Regions from separate parts of the Homo sapiens genome. Here region 1 is linked to region 2. Evidence: chromatin loops called from intact Hi-C (ENCODE). Cell type or tissue: mammary epithelial cell. All regions are shown on one strand. Each heading gives the region's core, and the rest is flanking DNA. Links, peaks and the distances in the headings are about the cores only.

Region 1 (10,378 bases), core at 818-8,817, 190 kb after region 2:
AAAGAAAAAAGAGAAGATCCAAATAAGTACAACCAGAAATGACAAAGGAGACATCACAACTGATCTTACAGAAATACAAAAGGTTCTTAGAGACTACTATGAGCATCTTTTTGCACACAAACTAGAAAATCTAGAGGAAATGGATAACTTCCTGGAAACACACAACATCCCAAGAGTGAACCAGGAAGAAACAGAATTCCTGAACAGGCCAATATCAAGTAATGAAATTAAATAAGTAATTAAAAACCTACCCAAAAAATCCCCTGGACCAGATGGATTCACAGCCAAATTCCACTAGATGTACAAAGAAGAGCTAGTACCAATCCCAATGAAACAATTCCCAAAAATTCAGGAGGAGGAACACCTCCCTAACTCATTCTATGAAAACAGTATCACCCTGATACCAAAATCTGGCAAAGATACAACAAAAAAATAAAACTATAGACCAATATTATTCCTGATGAACACAGACACAAAAATCCTCAACAAAATAATATCGTACTGAATTCAGCAACACATCAAAAAGCTAATTCACCACAATCAAGAGGGCTTTATTCATGGGGTGCAAGAATGGTTCAACATATGCAATCGATAAATGTGACTCAACACATAAACAGAATTAAAAACAAAAGCCATATGATCATCTCAATAGATGCAGAAAAAGGCATTTAGTATAATCCAACATCCCTTCATGACAAAAACCTTCAATAAACTAGGTATCAAAGGAACATACCTCAAAATAATAAGAGTCATCTCTGACAAACCCACGTCAATGTTATACTGAATGGGCAAAAGTTGGAAGCATTCCCCGTAAGAACTGGAGCAAGACAAGGATGTTCATTATCACCACTCCTATTTAACATAATACTGGAAGTCCTAGCCAGAGCAATCACTCAAGAAAAGGCAACCAAATAGGAAAAGAGGAAGTCACATTATTTCTCTTCACTGACAATATGATTCTATACCTGGAAAACCCTAAAGATTCTACCAAAAGACTCCTAGACCTGATAAACTACTTCAGTAAAGTTTCAGGACACAAAATCAACATGCAAAAATCAGTAGCATTTCTATACACCAACAACATTCCAGCTAAGAGCCAAATCAGGAATACAATCCCATTTATAATAGCCACACATGCAAAAATACATCTAGCCAAGGAGTTGAAAGATCTCTACAAAGAGAACTACAAAATACTGTTAAAAGAAATCAGATGACACAAACAAATGGAAAAAATATTCCATCTTCATGGATTGGAAGAATCGATATCATTAAAATGGCCATACTGCTCAAAGTAATCTACAGATTTAATGTTATTCCTATCAAATTACCAACATCATTTTTCACAGAATTAGAAAAAACTATTCTAAAATTTATATGGGGCCAGGTGTTGTGGCTCATGCTTATAATCCCAGCACTTTGGGAGGCTGAGGTGGGTGGATTGCTTGAGCCCAGGAGTGTCAGGCCAGCCAGGGCAACATGGTGAAACCGCATCTCTACAAAAACTACAAAAATTAGCTGGACATGGTTGTGTGCACCTGTAGTCCCAGCTACTCAGGAGGCTGAGGTGCAGGGATCACTTGAGCCCAAGAGGTGGAGGTTGCAGTGAGCCAAAATTTTGCCACTGCCCTCCAGCCTAGGCGACAGAGCAACACCCTGTCTTAAAAATAAATAATAAATAAATAAATGTAACTTAATTCATATGGAACCATAGAAGTGCCCAAGTAGCCAAAGCAATCCTAAGTAAAAAGAGCAAAGGTGGAGGCATCACATTACCCAACTTGAAACTATGGTATAGGCTACAGTAACTAAAATGGCACAGTACTGGTACAAAAATAGACACATAGCCCAATGGAACAGAATAGAGACCACTGAAATAAAGCCACCTGTATAACCAATTGATCTTCAGCAAAATAGTTTTTTTTTTAATGGGGAAAGGATAGCCTATTCAGTAAGTGGTGCTGGGAAAACTGGCTAACCACATGCAGAAGAATGAAACTGGACCCCTACCTCTCGCCATAAACACAAATTAACTCAAGATGGATTAAATACTTAAATGTCTTATTCTAGAAGAAAACCTAGGGAATACTCTTCTAGACATTGACCTAGGCAGAGAGTTTATGACTAAGTCCTCAAAAGCAAATGCAACAAAAACAAAAAATTGACTAGTGGGACCTAATTAAACTAAAGAGTTTCTGCACAGCAAAAAACAAAAACAAAAACAAAAAAAAACTATTAACAGAGTAGACACGCTACCAAACGGGGAAAAATATTTGCAAACTATGCATCCAACAAGGGTCTAATATCCAGAATCTATGAGAAACAGAAATCAATAAGAAAAAGACAAATAACTGCATTAAAAAGTTGGCAAAGGACATGATCAGACACTTCTCAAAAGAAGACATACAAGTAGCCAACAAACATGTTTTTTAAATGCTCAACATTATTAATCATCAGAGAGATGCAAATAAAAACTACAATGAGATACCATCTCACACCAATCTGAATAGCTATTATTAAAAAATTTTTAAATAACAGATGTTGACAAGGTTGCAGAGAAAAAGGAATGCTTATACACTATTGGTGGGAAGGTAAATTAGTTCGGCCCCTGTAGAAAGCAATTTGGAGATTTCTCAAAGAACTACAAATAGAATTACCATTCAACCCAGCAATCCCACTACTGGGTATATACCCAAAGGAAAATAAATCGTTCTGCCAAAAAGACACCTTCACTTGTATGTTTATCACAGCACTATTCACAATAGCAAAGACATGGAAGGCCGGGTGCAGTGGTTTATGCCTGTAATCCCAGCACTTTGGGAGGCCAAGGCAGGCAGATCACCTGAGGTCAAGAGTCAAAGGCCAGCCTGGCCAACACGATGAAACCCTGTCTCTACTAAAAATACAATACTTAGCCGGGATGATGGCAGGTGCCTGTAATCCCAGCTACTTGGGAGGCTGAGGCGGGAGAATTGCTTGAACCTGGGAGGGAGAGGTTGCAGTAAGCCAAGATCGTGCCACTGCACTCCAGCCTAGGGGACAGAGCAAGACTCTGTCTCAAAAAAAAAAAAAAGACATGGAATCAACCCAGGTGCCCATCACCAGTGATAGGATAAAGAGAATATGGGGCCAGGCATGGTGGCTCATGCTTATAATCCCACACTTTGGGTGGCCAAGGCAGGAGGATCTCTTGAGTCCAGGAGCTTGAGACCAGCCTGGTCAACACAGTGATACCCCCATCTCTACAAAAAATTTTTTAAAATAGCCAGGCATGGTGGTGCATGCCTGTAGTCCCAGCTACTCAGAAGCCTGAAGTGGGAGGATTGCTTGAGCCCAGGAGGTTGAGGCTGCAGAGACCCATGATTGCCATGATTGTACCACTGCACTCCAGCCTGGGTGACAAAGCAAGGCCTTGTCAAAAAAAAATGTGGTACATATATAACATGGAATACTACAGAGTCACAAAAAAAAGAATGAAATCACATCATTTGCAGCAACATGGATGCAGCTGGAGGCCATTATCCTAAGTGAGTTAACACAGAAACAAAAAACCAAATACCACATGTTCTCACTTATAAGTGGGAGCTAAACATTAGATACACATGGACAGAGAGATGGGAACAATAAGCATTGGGGAATCCAAAAGGGGAGAGGGAGGGAGGGGGAGAAGGGTTAATAAACTACCTGTTTGGCAATGGGATCATTAGAAGCCCAAACATCAGCATTACTCAATATACCCATGTAACAAATCTGTACACGTACCCCTTGAGTTTAAAATTTAAAAATTTTTAAAAAGGTCATCACTAGTTCGTGTATTCAACAAACATTTATTGAGCTCCTGCCTGTTCCAATCTGTGTCATGTTCTGTGAACCCCTAGCTGATGAAGACTTTGTTTTGGCAGTCAAGGAGCTCCTGGGCCAGAGAACTGTTCCCACTGCAGATATATACGGAGTACCCAAGGGACAACATGATCATCATCCTAGTCTCAGGCCTCCAGGAGAGGTCTCTGCACGCCAGGCCAACAGCTCTTTTGAGCTTGAGCTTATGTGCAGACCAGCAAAGAAAAATTTTCTTGTTGATATCTTTGTCCACAGCATGGGGGAAGGGAAAGAGAAGTGTATTTGTTTGTTCTCACACTGCTATAAAGACATACCTGAGACTGGGTAATTTATAAAGAAAATAGGTGTAATTGGCTCACAGTTCTGTGGGATGTACAGGCTTCTTCTGGGAAGGCCTCAGGAAACTTACAATCATGGCAGAAGGGGTGTGAGAAGCAAGCACATATTCACATGGCCGGCAGGAAAGAAAGAGAGTAAAGGGGGAAGTGCTACACACTCTCAAACAACCAGATCTCATGAGAACTCACTCGCTATCACAAGAACAGCAAGGGAAAAATCTGCCCCATAATCACCCCCCACTAGATCCCTACCCCAACACTGGGGATTACAATTCAACAAGAGATTTGGGTGACAACACAGAACCAAACCATATCAAGAGATTGCAAGGGCTTTGGGACTAGACCTTCAGTGAGGCTAATTGTTGAGAAGGAACAATACTCAGTCCAGCTCTGCTCAGCACATCATTATTGCAGTGGTCTAGCATCTCTTCCTGTCTTCTCCTCCAACTCAGACATTGCTGGGCCAAACTAGGTATTTTTTTTCAGATTTCAGCCTGACCATATCACTCCCTCTGGTGGACAGTTGTTGATTCTTTTTACCCAGCATCCATTTCTCCCTCTTCTTAAGCTTCTTTCATTGTTTCTCCTTCATCTCCTTTTTTGTCTCAAATACTGTCTCCCAAAAGATGCATTCTAGAAGTGAAGAAAACTAGGGGGCACCTGGATTTGAACCAGGGACCTCTTGATCTGCAGTCAAATGCTCTACCACTGAGCTATGCCCCCTGCTGCCATTATGTTTCCTATTAATATTATTTCAGCTTTGGAATCGTGTTGTATTAACATGATGGTAAGTGGCAGAGATTAAATTTCAGCTGATAGAAAATAAAATATAATGTAAATATCAGACAAGAAGCTGACTTCCAGGAACTCAAATGTTCTCAGGACTCTCTCCCTGTAGCTTTATTCTTTGGTTCCCTCTTAAGTTAGTTTTAATGTCTCAAACCCAACTCTCCACGCAGCTGAGACCCTGCCTCCAACATTTGTAGGTTCATAGCTCCACACTTTGATTGCCAGAGAGAAAAAGACTTGAGTCTAAAAAATTCTAGAGAAGGACTGTGGTTGGTTTGGCTTGGGTTCTGTGCCTATCCATGAGCAGCCACTGCCACCAAGGATTAAGATATGTAAGGGGTATAACCATTTCAGGAGTAAGGTCTTCTAAGAATATATCTGCCTCCACTCAGAATATATGTCTATAGTATGAGGAGAAAAGTGGTTCTCTAAAAGAAGTCAGGAGTAGCCAGGACATGGCCATGGGGGACCATCACTGCAGCCCTAGGGGCCTCTCAGTATTCTCAGCAGAGTGGAACATATTAAGAAAGACTAGCAACCTACTGCCTCTGCTAAACAGAGCCATGGGAAGCCCTGCACAGCCAGATTCCTTGATGAGTTTCATGCATTAATTCAATGAGCACTAGTAGGTGCCTCCTGTGTCCCAGACTCTAACAACCACACAATTCCCGGCCTCAGGAGCTAAAAGTTTAGTGGAAATGCCTGTCATGGCAATTCATGATAATAGCTCTTGGAATACAGAGGAGAGGGTGTAAATTACACACCTGACCAAAACTAGGGTAATGGCATGTTCCCTATTCAAAATGGGCTTTGCGTTCTGAAGGGCTTACTTAAACAAGGCAGGTGGGAAGGAATTCCATGTGAAAATGGCAGCAAGAGCAATGGATTCAGGTGCAGCCTTGACAAGAAAGTTCAAGGATGGTCATTGCACAGTGTTGGGTGAGACAATGGGGGAGGATCTTAGAGAGGCATCGAGGCCCAAGGCCTACAGTACAGCAGGACCTCCTTGCAGAATTAATAGTCAACATGGGCCCTGAGTGTGACCCCACTGGAGAAAAGGACCCATAAGAACTGCTGATGTGTTGGGGCCACAGCTTAGGGCACTGGACTGTAGGTCAAGAAGTTGGGGTTCAAATCCAGGTGGCTTCTCCCTATTCTGGCTTTCGCACATGAATGCCTTCCCATATTTTTCATATTATAGCCCACTTAAGAGACGAACTCTGGTATTCAAGGGTGGTCTTCACTGTGCATGTTCGCCAAGAGGCAAGGTCCCTGCTTTGGATTGAATGGGTCACCTAAAAAGATACATTGAAACCCTAACCTCTGGTACCTGTGAACGGGACCTTATCTGGAAACAGGGTCTTTGCAGATATAATGAGCTCAAGATGAGGTCATTAGGGTGGGCCCTTATCCAATATCACTGATGTCCTTGTAAGAAGAGGAAAGGAGACAGACACAAACACAGAAAGAATATCATGGGAAGATGGAGGCAGAGACTGGAGCGAATGTCTGTAAGCCAAAAGCACCAAGGAGCAAGGCCACACCAGAAGCCGGGAGGAGGCAAGGAAGAGCTCTACCCAGCGTCTCCGAGGAAGCAGGCCTGACTGGCACCTCCACTTCTGACTTCTGGTCTCCAGAACTGTCCAAGAATAAACTGCTGTTGTTTCAAGCCACTCCATTTGTAATACCCTGTATGGCAGCCCTAGGGAATTAATACAGTCCCCACGCAGGGGGGCTACTTGGTCCCTGCATCCAGGGCAGGGACTGAAGAGAAAAGAGTGAAGCCGCCTGACTGGGCCTGATCACCTCCAGGCTGTGAAATTCCAGCTTCTCCAGCCTGGCTGGCCTGCGCAGATGTGGGGGTTCCTGGGATTGCTAGGGCTGCGGCCTCTCTGGCCACGAAATAAATAGCTTTCCCTGGAGACCTTGGCTCCCCAAGTAAGAGGGAGGGCTGAGTAAGGGAAGGGAAGGAAATAGCCCAGATCAGGAGAAAATAAGTGGACCTCACTGCATGTGGCGAAGTAGAGAACTGTTAGGAATGCTCCGTGAAGGCTGAGACGCACACACCACACAAAACCCCATTCCTTACCTATGAAGCCAGGAGGCTGGCCCAGACCCTCACAGGTCCTGTCCACCACCTCTCACCTGCAGGAAGCAAGTGAGGAGGAGGCCGCAGTGCTCTGGGAGCGGGGCGGAAAGGGCTGCTCCGCAGCGGGGTGGGAGTCCTTCGGTCCTCCTTACTGATGGTCCAGCTGGAGCCGTGAGTGTGGCCGCCTCCTTGAGTGCTAACTGAGACCTCTTTTCTCTTGGACCTGCCTAGGACTCTGTTTTGCCATTTGTTAAATGGGGATGTAAAAGCCCTACAGCGGGGCGCAGTGGTTCACACCAGTAATTCCAGCCTCCAGGCTGAGGCTGGAGGATTGCTTGAGCTCAGGAGTTTGAAACCAGCCTGGGCAACATGGCGAGACCCCAACCTCTACAAAAAAAATTTTTTTAGATTAACCGAGTGTGGTGGCATGTGCCTGTGGTCCCAGCTACTTGGGAGGCTGAGGAGGGAGGATTGCTTGAGCCTGGGAGGTTGGGGCTGCAGGGACCCATCATCACAGCACTGCATTCCAGCCTGGGCCACAGAACGAGACCCTACCTCAAAAAGAATAAAATAGAAGGTCCTACAATTGTGAGGATTAAATGAGAACCTTCATTTTTTTTTAACTTTTATTGTAGGTTTGGGGTACATGTGCATATTTGTTATATGGGTAAATTGCATATCGTGGGGGTTGGGTGCACAGACTATCTTGTCACCAAATAATAAGCATAGTACTCAATAGGTAGTTTTCTGATCCTCACCCTCTTCCCTCCCTCCACCCTCCAGTAGAACCTGGTGTCTGTTGTTCCCTTCTTTGTATCCATGTGAAGATGTTTAGCTCCCACTTCTAAGTGAGAACATCCAGTATTTGGTTTTCTGTTCCTTTGTTAGTTCACTTAGGATAATGGTCTTCAGCCCCATCTATGTTGCTGCAAAGGACATGATCTCATTCTTTTTTATGGCTGCATAGTATTCCAGGGTATACGTGTACCATATTTTCTTTATCCAGTCTAAATGAGAACCTCTACAGCAGGAATCAGCAAACCGTGGTCTGTCACGGGGCACAGCCCCACAGGCTACGAATGGATTTTACCCTTCTCAATGGCTTGGTTGGGGGGATGGGAAATGGGCCCTCATGGGACTTGGGGAAAAGTAAATGAAACAATTGTTGTTGTTTTTTAATGGCACAGAGTAAGTGTTCAATAAATATTTGCTGTTGCTTCAAAAAATATTTTGTGGCATGCAAAAATTATATGAAAATCAAATTTCAGCATCCATAAATAAAGTTTCCTTGGAACACAGCCACTCTGGTTCATTTCTTTGGTGTCTGTGGCTGCTTTCCTGTTAAAAAGGCAGAGCTGAGTGGTTGCCAACAGAGACTATTTTGCCTATAGAATAACAAACATGTACAATCTGGCCCTTTTCAGAACAAGAGTCTGACTCCAGGCTTACAGCCTTAGAGTGGTGCCTGACCCATAGCAAATGTTTCATAAACGATGGCTAGTGTTGTTATTGCAGCAGAGAGTAAGCACGGCTCACTGGAGAGCCTAGAGTTCCCTGCCTCCCATTCCAGTTTCCCTGACTTTCTGGCCTCATTCACAACAGCTGCAACCCCAGCTCCCTCTCCTCCTCCAGCCTCATTCTCCAAGACCTCCAGGTAAACTCCTTTAAGATGCTAAAAACTACAAAGTCTGATACCACACTAGGGATTCAGGGTGTATGGGGAACAGGCATGTTTCTGCGTTGTTGGTAGGAGTGTACACTGATACAACCTCTAAGGAGGCACCTGGCAAGAACTTTTGAAATGCTAAAAGCACATAACTTTGACCCAGGAATTACACTTCTAGAAACTAAGAGGTCTATAAACACAATTGTGAAATGATGTCTGCAAGGTTATTCTGTAGCCACATCATTTTAAATTATAAAACATTAGAAGCAACCTAATTGTCCCTCATCTGGGGACTGTTAAATAAATTACATACAGCCGTACAATTGAATGCCAGGCAACCCTTTACAAATGGGGATGCTCTTTATGTACTGATAGGGAAAGATTGCCAAGAAGAAACAGAAAAGCAAGCAAGGAAAATGTGTTTCCGCCATAGCCTGCTACTGTTTGTAGAGGGGAAGAAAAGGGGAGATGACATGTTTGCATTTATGTCATGAAAAAACTCTAGAAAGATCTACAAGAAACTGGGAACATCAATTGCTTGCGAGGAGGGGACATGGGTGGCTGGGGACAAGAGTGAGAGGAGATACCATTGTTTCTGTGCCACTGGAATTTTGAACCATGTAGATATATTATTGTGTCAATATTTTCTTACCTTTCTAAAAAGGAAGAGAATGTAACAAGAACAAAAACTCACCGGAGCCTAGGTGTCACCCCTTCTGTGATGGGGTCACACCTCATCTCCTTCTCTGCCCCCTTCCCATTGGGCCTCTATGTTCCCACACAAACATGTACCTTTTTTCCTAACAAAAAGTAAATATAAAATACTAAAACACCCACAATATTTTTTAAAAATACTAGGAGTGGCCGGACATGGTGGCTCATGCCTGTAATCCCAGCACTTTGCAAGGCCGAGGCAGGCGGATCACCTGAGGTCAGGAGTTCAAGACCAGCCTGGTCAACATGGTGAAACTCCGTCTCTACAAAAATACAAAAATTAGCCAGGCATAATGGCGGGTGCCTGTAATCCTAGCTACTCAGGAGGCTGAGGTGGGAGAATCACTTGAACCCAGGAGGCAGAGTTTGCAGTGAGCCAAGATGGCACCACTGCACTCCAGCCTGAGAGACAGAGTGAGACTTCGTCTCAAAAAAAAAAAAAAAAAACAGGAGTAATATGATTCCCAAACCCAGTTGTCTGTATATTATAATAAAATACAAATTAAAAAGGACACATACTTGCAATGTCCAGGAACCCTACGTTAAATTTCCCAAAACACTGACTCTAGCATGAGTGTAGTGATTTGTTTCTTACAGGCATCCCCGCTGGTCTAAGCCTTGGGGACCCTGCCTTACTTGCCTTGTAGCCCCATCACCTAACACATAGCACATGACTCGGGCTCAGCAAATATTTCTGGAAAGATAAAGGCCAATCCAAGCCCCTGGAGGGACGCCTTCTCCCGCCAGCAAAAAGAGTTAGTACCTCCTGGGGCCCACAGCGTTCAGCAAACCCCCAGGAGCATCCACACAGAGAAGAATCCTGTGGGGTGGTGCCGGCAGCCTCCACGCAGCCCGAAGGAAGCTGCAGCTGGTTCACCGTGTCCTATGAGCTGTTCACTCTCCAAAACATCAGCAATTGACCCACCATGAATCCACTCAGGCTGC
Region 2 (10,378 bases), core at 1,465-9,464:
GTTTGCTCCAAATATGGAAGGGCCTCCTATATTCTTTTACCATCCACCTCACCTCCACTGGCGCAAGGTGACCTCACTCCTGCCCTGGAGAGCTCAGGTGCAGAGACTTGCACTCTGCTGAGGGCGTCTGGAATGCCCTGTTGTTCATTCCTGTCGCTCAAAGTTCTGACCCCAGAGAAGATGCCAGGGCCCTGGGACGGGTCACTCTCTAAGCTGTTGTCAGTCATAAACACCCTAGGTGTAGGCAGGTTTTAACATCACCATATCAGAATAACTGAGGCTATGGACGCTTCTAGAAAACTTGAAAGGCAATCATGGATGCCAGGGCACTGAAACTTCCTCCACACATCTGCCACTTGCCCACCTTGCCCCTGGCTTTCTAATGCCACATCAGGATCTTACCTCCAGGTTGGCAGAGGGTGATGCCATCATGGTGGAAACTCAGCAACACCTGAGATGCCTGGAGCTATGCTTCTCAGACGGAGGCACGGACCCCCTGAAAGGGAGGTCCAGGGTGAGGAGGGATGTGGGAGTGATACAGGAGGGAGGCAGGAAAGTGCTGGGTAGAGAAAGGCAGGGTCCCTGGCAAAGGCTCTACCCTCAGGCCTGTGCCCACTGACCTAGGTGAGGACAGGTATTTCTGTTTCTGTGGCTAAATGTGGCATTTCCAAGACCACCCTGGCCTGCCACACACCCCATCCTGTGCCTTTAAACATCCTGAGACCCTAGTGGGCACGGACACGAGCAGCTGGACATCGAGAGGAACTCAACAGCAGAAGAACACACGGGCAGACACCAGCAGACGCCGGCAGGCCATCTATGACGGGACGACACGGAGTTCAGCAGAGGCCAGTCGGAGGAGGGCCCGGCCACTGGGTGGCCTGACTCCAGGGAAAGGCCACCTTCCCACTCCATCCTCCTTCTGGCCTCTCCATCCACCTCACTGAGAGCTGCCACCACTTAATAAAAAGCCTTGCACCCATCCCCCAAGCCCACGCGTGATCTAATTTTTCTGGCACACTAAGGCAAGAACCCCAGGATACAGAAAGCCCTCTGTCCTTGTGATAAGCCCCACAGCCTGCCTGCCTACATGCTCCCGCTAGAGGTTTGAGCAGCGGGGCACTGACAAAGTGAGCTGCAGCCCCCATCTCACACCCTGAGAGGCGGATGAGGGAATTGTTCCCATTTCAGGAGCAAGAGAGGGGTTTTGAAACATCAAATAAATTTTTTACTCTGGTCAATAAATCAAAATAATCTTTTAAAATTAAAACAAGCACAGAAGTTTTATAAAGGAGACAAGATTTAATGGATTGTTAAAGTATGACAATTTATCACACCTTCTGGCTCACCAAGGGCCATTTCAGGCAGCGTCCAGACCCACAGGACATACATTCACTTTTCTCTGTACTCAAGGGCTCTGGTATAGAATATTTTTGAGGCACTGGCCTCCAGCCAGCCAACCCCAGAGGACTGTGAGTCTCCCAGCTCCCAGCAGAAGGAAAGGAGGTAGCTTCTCAGAGCCATGGCCCTGACCATCCGCATCTGCAAATTTCACTGAGGGATTTGAGGCAGGAACTTGGCACTGGCTCCATGGGAGAGACTCCAGGGCCAGCTGCAAGTTCTCCAGCACTTCACCACATCTAACCGCTGCAGGGTAACGCTCAATGTGAGAGCACTCAGACAATGTAAGGGAAGTTAAGCTCGAGCAGACACCACCTGGAGCCCAAGGATGCCTGCTGCAATGCCTGGCCAACTTTCACCATGCCTTTGTATCTGTCAGGATAGGCTAGGTTAAACTGTGGAACAAGCAACCCCCAAACCATGTTACAACAAAAAGTTTCATGTTCATGCTGTAAGTAGCTCATCATGGGATGGCTGGGGAGTCTACTCAATGTCCCCCACCTCCAGGATGCAGGCAAATACAGCACCCACCTCCTCAAATATTGCTGGGTTACCATAGTAGAGGGAAAGAAAAAACATCAGCCAGAACTTGTCACATGGTCCAACCCAGCCAGAAGAAACCAGGAAGTGCCATCCAGCCATGGTCTTCAAGAGAAACCAGCTGGAAATATTTAGTGGGCAGCAATGATTACCACAGTCTTTTTGAAAACCCCAAGCCTGAACTTTTAGGCTGTGTGCCTGGTCCCAGGGGAAAAGCTCAGGCCTAAGGGAGCAGCTGGAAAAATAGAGGTCCACCTGTTCTGCTGTACCTGCTGGAGTATAGGAAGCACTCATAGGGGTGCATGGGTCCATAGTCCCTACATCTACACAGTCTATGTGCAGTATGAACCACACACTTCCTGCCTCCCTGACACCTTGAGTTGACATGTGGTCTCATGTTCTCTAGCCCTTCCAGGCTCCTTCTGGGTGTGTTGAAAATGCTTTATGATTTTTCTTCTAGGAATACTCAGCAGGAAGGTGGAGATGGTAGGGGCTGCAGAAGTATTAGAGCAGAGGAGGGGATGATTCTTTGGACCACAGTTGATCACACCACACAGAGCAATCAATTAAGACTTGTACTAAATCATTACTTTATGTTGCCTAAACCTGCCCAGTATTAGGCACTGCAGGAGAGACAAGAGAAATAAGATATAGTCCCTGCTCTCAGGGAACTTATAATCCAAGAGGTGAGTTAGGAACTACTACCTTGTATTGTAATTTTTTTCTCAGTGCCATATGAATGGCACCGAGAATAAAAATTATTAGAGTTGGGACAATGCAGAGCTTGCTGCAGCCGTGATTGGCATGGAGAGACTTAACTGGAAGAATTAGGGCATATGCTGGTCTGGAAAAGGTGTGAGAACTTCGGGTGGGCAAGAGGAGAGGGGAAAAGCATGAGGAAAGGCACAGGAGTGGAAACTCTCATGCCTGCTTTTGACACCTGTGCCCAAAATGGAGGGAAAGGCTTTGGAAGCCTCATATATCAATCCAAGGAGGTTTATCTTCGTTCTTTTTACAAATAGAGGCTGGAAAACCAGCACCAGAGATGCTCTGCAATAGATGCCTGTCTTCAGTGGAGGACAGAGCAAGTCATCATTACCCTAACTTGGCTGTCTGCAGAGCCCCAGCTTCACCCTTACCTCAACCCCTACAAGGAACTTGTTAAAAAGAGACCTTCTTTTAAAATAAGTTTTCTCCACATTACTCAGGACCCATCCCAAAGACATTTTGATTCAGTAGATATGAGATGGGATCCAGAAATCCATATCCTTCACAAGCTTCCCCAGAGACTGATGCAGCTGCTCTGAGAGCCAGGCTTGGAAATTACTACCTAGAGATGACCCTGGCATATCCGACTCAGCCTGTCAAAAGGGAACTTTTTAAATTGCACACTAAAAATGTCTCTTTATTTCTAATGCACTGTATTTCTGTCACCCAGTGGTGTGATCTCCACTCACTGCAACCTCTGCCTCCCGGGTTCAAGCGATTCTCGTACCTCAGCCTCCCCAGTAGTTGGGATTACAGGTGCGTGCCACCACGCCTCGCTAATTTTTTCTATTTTTAGTAGAGACGGGGTTTTGTCATGTTGCTCAGGCTGGTATCAAACTCCTGAGCTCAGGCAATCCACCCATCTTGGCCTCCCAAAGTGTTAGAATTACGGGCGTGAGCCACTGCGCCCGGCCCTAAAATGCTTTATATCTTCCTACATCAATTTTTTTTTGGGCTGTCATCCAGCTCACACCTCTACTACCACCCTCTGGTCTGAAATGCTCTCTGCCTATCAATATTTTGCCAATTCTTCAAGATCCAGCTCAAATTTTATCTATTCTGTAAGGTCTGCCTTCTTTGAAAAAGATTACAGATCTCTCACATATTTTCTTATCAGTGTGTGCTAGGCAGTTGGCTAGTTAGTCTTGGGGAATACACAGATGAGCAAGTCGTGTTCCTGAAAGGCAATGAGCCTCTGAAACTACGTGGGGGCCCGTCCAAGGCGCCCTCCTTCCCCTGCTCTGGTTGGCCTCTTTGAGAACATTTAAATTTTTATTTTTCTCTCCTTGTTTAAAAATACTATCCTTGTCATGGAAAAATAAAAACATGAATTGGAAAAAATTAGAAAAGGCATAAAAACGGCCCGTGGTCTATTAAAGGAATAGACCTTTAATAGAACTACTGAGGCCATGTTGATATATATGCTTCCAAACTTTTCAAAACTGTAATTATACATGTACGCAGTATATGACGCTACATATGTCCTATATTGTTTTAAAATGTTATTTTTAAAACAAAGACAGGATCGTCCTGGACAGGCTTTTTCTCTTAAAACATCATGAACATCTGTTCCTACCAAGACCTTCACCGAAATCATTTTAAATGATGGTATTGCGTCCCATTGCTCATGCCATTAAAAAAATTTACTGTAATAAACCCATTACAGAAAATGCTAAGTGGTTGCCTACCGGGGTTTACCGAACTATATTCCTGTTGTTGGAAGTATTTATTCCATTTCAAACACAGGTGGGCATGAGTTACATCTGTCCTCCCCAAAATAGCCTAAACCTCCAGACCCAGGACCTCGGGCAGCAGAAGTGCCCGTGGGGCGGGGGAAGGGGAGCCGGGCATCCCAGGGCGAGGGGGCCGCCCTGGCCGCGGTCACCCGGGGGACGCCCTGCCCGGAAGCCCGTGCTCGCCCGCGGGCGCGGCCAGGCGGGTCCCATGAGGGGGACCCTTTCAATAACCGAGTCCTCGGGCTGGGCCGCGGGGCCAGCGCAGTGACTCCCCCCGCGCTCGGCAGTCCGGCCGGGGTCGCGGGGTCGCGGGGTCGCGGGGTCGGCCCGGGGTCGCTAGGTCCTCCCGTCGGGCCCCGCGGGCGGGGCTGGGCGGGGCGGGGCGGGGCCGCGGGCAGGCGGGCGCAGCGCCTGCCGTTCGCCTCTCAGGCTGCAGGTGGGGCTGTGCGGCCGCGCTGCCTCCAGGAAGCCTCACGGGCCTTCGTCTGCCGGGCCGCGGCGCCGGCTCCCAGGATGCAGTGTGGACCGGCCGGGCGCTGACGGAGGCGGCGCGACTGCGGGCGGCGCGGCGCAGGGGCAGCCAGCGAGGAGCGGCGGCAGAGGAAAGGCCAGGCAGGCGCCGCCTGCGGAGAGCACCGGGCGGCCGGGCCTGCGTGGTGCCGCGCGCGGCGGCGGCGACGACGACTTCCTCCGGGCCGGGCGGGACAGCGCAGGGCCATGGCCGAGGCGGTCGCGGCTCCGGTAAGGGCGACCCGCGCGCGCAGGGACTCGCGGCCTGGGGGCCCCAGGCGGCCCGGCCCCGGCACACGGCGCCGCAGGCCCTGGGGAGGGGTTCCGGGGTCCGGGCCGGACCACCGGGCCTGGGGCTCCCGCGAATGGGGCGCGGGGTCCGCCGGGGCCTACTGCGCCCGTCGGCCGGGCCCCCACTCCGAGCCGAACCCGAGCGCTGGCGGAACGGTTGTCCCCGCCCCGGGCCGCCCCACGCCAAGTTCTTTGGGCCCTCCGGGGCTTCCTGCCCCCGCCCCAGCCGCTGTCCCCTCCTTCTGGGTGCCCCCCCACCCGCGGCTCCTTTCTCTGCCTGGCGCTCGGCCTGTAGGTCCCTCTCCATCTCCCCCGCAGCGGCCTGGTGGCACCTGGGAGGTGTCCGGCTTCGAATCCGCATACACCGACTCCCACTACGTGCCCAGCTTCCCGGGGTCGGCGCGGAAGGGAATATAGAGCCACGCACTTCCACAAGCCCTGTTGAGGCGTTAGTCTGTCCTCACAGCAAGCCTGTGGGATGGGTACTGGTGTTAATCTCTGTCATACAAAAGAAAAACCCGGGGCCTAGAGAACTTAACTTGCCCAGGCTTACCCAGCTGGAAAGTGTGAAAAGACACACAGTGGCTGTGTGTTCAAGGACCAGGCAGGCAGGTACGCGGGCAATAATCGTGCAAAACAGAAAGGGGTGAGTGCTGGCGCCCAGGTGGAAGCTTGCGGTGGGCTCCGGGGGAAGGAGTGTCAGGGGGCCTCTTGGTACCGCTGTCCACCCCTCCTGGCCTGATGCTCTGCGCCTCTGTGATTTGAGCCGGGCTTTTAGGGAAGGCTAGGATTTCAGGCCCAGCTAGACCGGTGGTGCTTTCAGGGAGGGAGGAGTGCCTGGGCAAAGGCGCAGAGAGACGGGACAGTGCAGGGCGTGTGCAGGCACAGAAAGGAGTCCATGAGCCTGGAGAAGATGGTTTTGGTTTGGAGGCAGTGGGAAAGGAGTCTGCAGAGAGAGACTAAGAAGGGGTTTGCATGCCTGGACTTCATCCTGCGGGTGGGCAGTGGATGAGGGATCCGGCTCCTCTTACCATCAGCTCCTCTCAAGCAAAGAGTTTCAGCTCCCCTGGCAGGAGTCCAAGGACAGCCCCACATATTCCAGCCACTTGTCAGTAAGAAGCTGGGCTGGAGTGAGCAGCGCACAGTCGCCACCTCCCACCACATAGTGTGAAGACCTTACACAGGGTTTCCTGGCCCCATCAGAACTGTAAGAAAACCATGCACCTTGTTGTCCATGAGTAAAAGACTAATATTTTCTTAATAAAGTAGTTTAGCAGAGGTCCCTTTCATGCCACACAAAGCCCATAATAATGCACGTGGAGGATGGGTAGGATTTCAGTGGATAAGGAGCTGGTGACCAGTTGAAAGGAAGCTTCTGGAGTAAACTCTTGGCGTCTGGGATCACGTGACAGGGATTGATCTGAGAAAGGAGAGGTGAGGGAAGGAACAGTGGCCTTAGGTGGAGGGTGGACTCAAGCCCAGAACCACGCTGGCCCACCCAGGTGCTGTAGGACCACCTACTCCTTGAGAGCAAGACTCCCACCCGCATTGGGGTTTTCGCCTAGAAACAGTTCAGCTTGTCCAGAATCTCCCAGCCTTGAAGACCCCTTAGAGTCCTACCTTCTTTGGGTCCTGCTTCCTTCCAAATAGATAGTATCTTAAGCACTGTCCTAGACAAGTTTGTTTCTCCCTCTGCTCAAACTCTCCTTTTGTCTCTATTTTTTGAGCTGTCCATCCGCATTCTAGTTCTCAGTGACTTTCTCTAAGTGAATCCACACTGGTTTCTAGTAGCTACTTCTTCATTTTGGAAATAATCACCAACCTTTTGTTGAGGAATTATTTTGCAGAATGTTGTAAGGAGGCGTTGATCCTCAGGTCCCGATACCAGGAGCTCCTCTGTGCCCTGTAGGTCCCACATTCAGATGTGGGTGGCTCAAACAGTCCAGCTCCCTACCCACCGCAAAATGTGCCCATTCTTCCTTGTCCCAGCTGCCGGTCACTGATACGCCATGTGAACATTTCCAATGACAGGGAAGGCCCCCGTCTCTAATTAAGATGGTTGCTGTCCATATACAAGTCTAACTGTGGCATATATGTACTTTCCTCACCAGACTGCAGGGTATGTCACTGCTCCTGGTACAGCTACAAAAATGTCGGAGGCCGTCATTTTTACCTTGAGGGGGTGGGAATTGGGAAAGAGAAAGAATCTTGTAGGGCTCAGGCAGTGTCAAAAAGCCTAACTCTGGACTGATGGAGATTTGCAGTCATGGGGATTTTAGCTTGTGGGGGAGGGGCAGATGGGAAGGTGACAAAATGAGACTGTCCTGGGGGAAGAGGAACTGGCCATTAGATTTTTATGTTTGTTAAAAGGGGACATGAGATGCTTTAAAAAACAAAAAAAGAAAAAAGAAATTGAGCAATACTCTTGTTTGTGCCGTTTCAGTGAACCAGCTGTTTTTTTTGCTGGGTCATCATCAGTAGACAGTTCCTGTGTAATCATGAGGGGAGGTGCAGGCTGCGCTCTAGTAAATCTGCAGTTTACCATTTCTCCACTAAAATGCCCAGCAATGCTAAGTCACTGTTTACGTAACAAAATTGCACTGGGTACCTGCCATGTGTCAAGGACAGTGGTATGAAAAGATGCAATACCATGTTCAGGGAGCCCACAGTGTAGGTGTGGGTAGGAAATTATTGTGTAGGGTGATAAGCACCGTGATAAGGGTCTGCATTGTGCTGCAGAGGCCTGGAGTAAAGGCACCCACCCAGACATAGACCTAACATACCCAAGCAGGTGATGGCCAACCTGAGATCTGGCATGTGGTATAGGATAGCCCCACTTGTCCACACATATGGACTCCCAGCCCAACTCCCCCGTGCCTAGGGAGAGAGGGGCTCAATGAAGACAGTGGATGGAATGAGTGATGCCAGTTTCTCTTTTGTTTCTGAAAGATTTCTCCGTGGACGATGGCAGCCACGATTCAGGCCATGGAGAGGAAGATTGAATCGCAGGCTGCTCGCCTGCTTTCCCTAGAAGGTCGAACCGGGATGGCCGAGAAGAAGCTGGCTGATTGCGAGAAGACAGCCGTGGAGTTCGGGAACCAGCTGGAGGGCAAGTGGGCCGTGCTGGGGACCCTGCTGCAGGAGTACGGGCTGCTGCAGAGGCGGCTGGAGAACGTGGAGAACCTGCTGCGCAACAGGAACTTCTGGATCCTGCGGCTGCCCCCGGGCAGCAAGGGGGAGTCCCCTAAGGTAGCCCTGGGACGCCTTGGGGTGTGGGAGCCCAAGCGGCCAAACCCGTGAGCGTGTGGGTGAGCGAGTGTGACACTTGTGGTTCCAGGTGCCCGTGACCTTTGATGATGTGGCCGTGTATTTCTCCGAGCAGGAGTGGGGCAAGCTGGAGGACTGGCAGAAGGAGCTCTACAAGCACGTGATGAGGGGCAACTACGAGACGCTGGTCTCCCTGGGTAAGGCCTGACACTCATTTCTCTGTTAAATGGGATTTTGCAAGTCCTCAGAATTCTCCCTCCACATAGTTGTTTTCATGTCAGTGTTATATAAATCACCAGAAACATTGTTGACCTTGCAAGTTGTTACCTTTTGTGAAGGATGAGCCCTGGGTGATGGAGTTAAAAGCTCCCTTCTCCCTGTGTTGAGTTTCCCAGAATGCCAGTCTGGGAACGGCGGTGGCTTCTCTCCTACGCAGGCCCGGGATGTGGACCTTTCTGTTCTTGCTGACTTGGAGCGGGGAAGGCCCCATCTGCTCTCAGATCCAGTATGTAATTGACTCACATTTGAGAAAGACTCTTTCCTTCAGCCTTCTCCTACAAACATGCGTGGCCCTTACGGCAACATGCCTCGAGGTCAGTGGAGAACATGGGCAGACGGTGCTGCTTGCAGCAGACATTTTCTTCATGCCTCAAAACTTTGCTTCCCTCAGCCCCTGGGGCTACTGCTCTTCTCCTTGTTTAATCCTGCCCAGGAAGGGCCTGGACTCTGTTTCTTCCTGGGCTGGTTTTCTCTTCCTAATGGTTTCTGTGTGACCCCGGAGCCGAGGGCAGTGAGACCTGTTAGAGAGGGCAGGAGCAGGTGCAGACGTGAGGTTGTTTCGTCAGCACAAGTGCACTGCTGTTTAACGTGCACGCTCTGTGGCAGTTTCTTCACCCCGGCACTGTGGACATTTGGGACCAGGTGATTCTGTGTGTCGGCGGCATCCTCTGCATTGTAGGATGTTGAGCAGCAGCCCTGGCCTCTCAGGGCATCTCCAGATGCCAGTCACCTCTCCCCCAGCCCTGGGCATGACAACCAGAATTGTCTCCAGACTTTGCCAGATGCCCCCAGGGAGCAAAATTGCCTGTGGTTGAGAGCTACTGCTTTGTGACAATCAAGAGATTTCATTTCTAGACCATTGTTGGTTTTCCGGGATGACTGTCCCCAGCTTTGACTGGAACGTGGCAAAAACTAACCTTCTGTCTTTCCTCAGACTACGCCATCTCCAAGCCCGAGGTCCTCTCCCAGATTGAACAAGGGAAGGAGCCCTGCAACTGGCGCCGCCCTGGCCCCAAGATTCCAGATGTTCCTGTGGACCCCAGTCCAGGTAAGGGCTGGGAGAAGGCCAGGGAGGCATCAGGTATTGTGCAGGAAACAGAGACGGAAAGGCCAGAAAGGGTGTGATCTTTCCAGAGAGAGTCGAGGAGAAACATGAAACTTACAGGTTTTATGTCTTGAGTTTTTTATAGTTGAGTTTTAATCTCTAACTTAGTCAGCTAATGCTCCAGAAATGAACACTTTCTGTCAGGGAAACAGGTGGCAAACCTAATCTTTTAGGAAGAGACAAAGGCAGGGCACAGGTTGAGGGGAGGGAGAGGAGAACGCTGAGAGGGAAGGCAGGAGCATAGTTGACCCTTAACGCAGGGGCCAGGGGCACCAGCCCCCAGTCCCACGCAGCCAAAAATCTATGTATAACTTTTGACTCTCTAAAAAGTTAACTGCTAGTAGTCTCCTATTAACCAGAAGCCTTATTGATACTATGAACAGTCAATAACACATATTTTGTATGTTCTGTGTGTTACATAGTGATACTTACAATAAGCTAGGGAAAAGAAAATGTTACTAGGAAAATCATAAGGAAGAGA

The links. A loop is a pair of places that touch in the nucleus more often than their neighbours do. Peaks named below come from ENCODE experiments on the same cell type or tissue, not always from the same donor. Only the 100,000 strongest peaks of a DNase experiment are listed, where the experiment ranks them.
Region 1: it touches region 2 in a loop (8-fold over the local background); 18 of 110 quality-filtered maps call a loop at or near these places.

The regions. Positions count from the first base shown.
Region 1 is chr7:149,304,710-149,315,087 of GRCh38, reverse strand. It overlaps TRC-GCA1-1 (tRNA-Cys (anticodon GCA) 1-1), which reads right to left and starts at 4,898; the gene lies at 4,827-4,898. In mammary epithelial cell, for the core only: a CTCF peak has its summit at 4,696 (motif pointing left); a DNase peak (open chromatin) is centred at 4,697.
Region 2 is chr7:149,492,321-149,502,698 of GRCh38, reverse strand. It overlaps ZNF746 (zinc finger protein 746), which reads left to right and starts at 4,890. Exons shown (of 7, transcript NM_001394198.1): 1 at 4,890-5,186; 2 at 8,196-8,495; 3 at 8,584-8,710; 4 at 9,727-9,840. The coding sequence starts at 5,163. RefSeq lists silencers at 4,526-5,195, 5,436-5,495 and enhancers at 5,629-6,572, 7,367-8,566. In mammary epithelial cell, for the core only: a CTCF peak has its summit at 4,889; DNase peaks (open chromatin) are centred at 4,938 and 6,318; H3K4me3 peaks cover 2,044 bases; H3K27ac peaks cover 926 bases.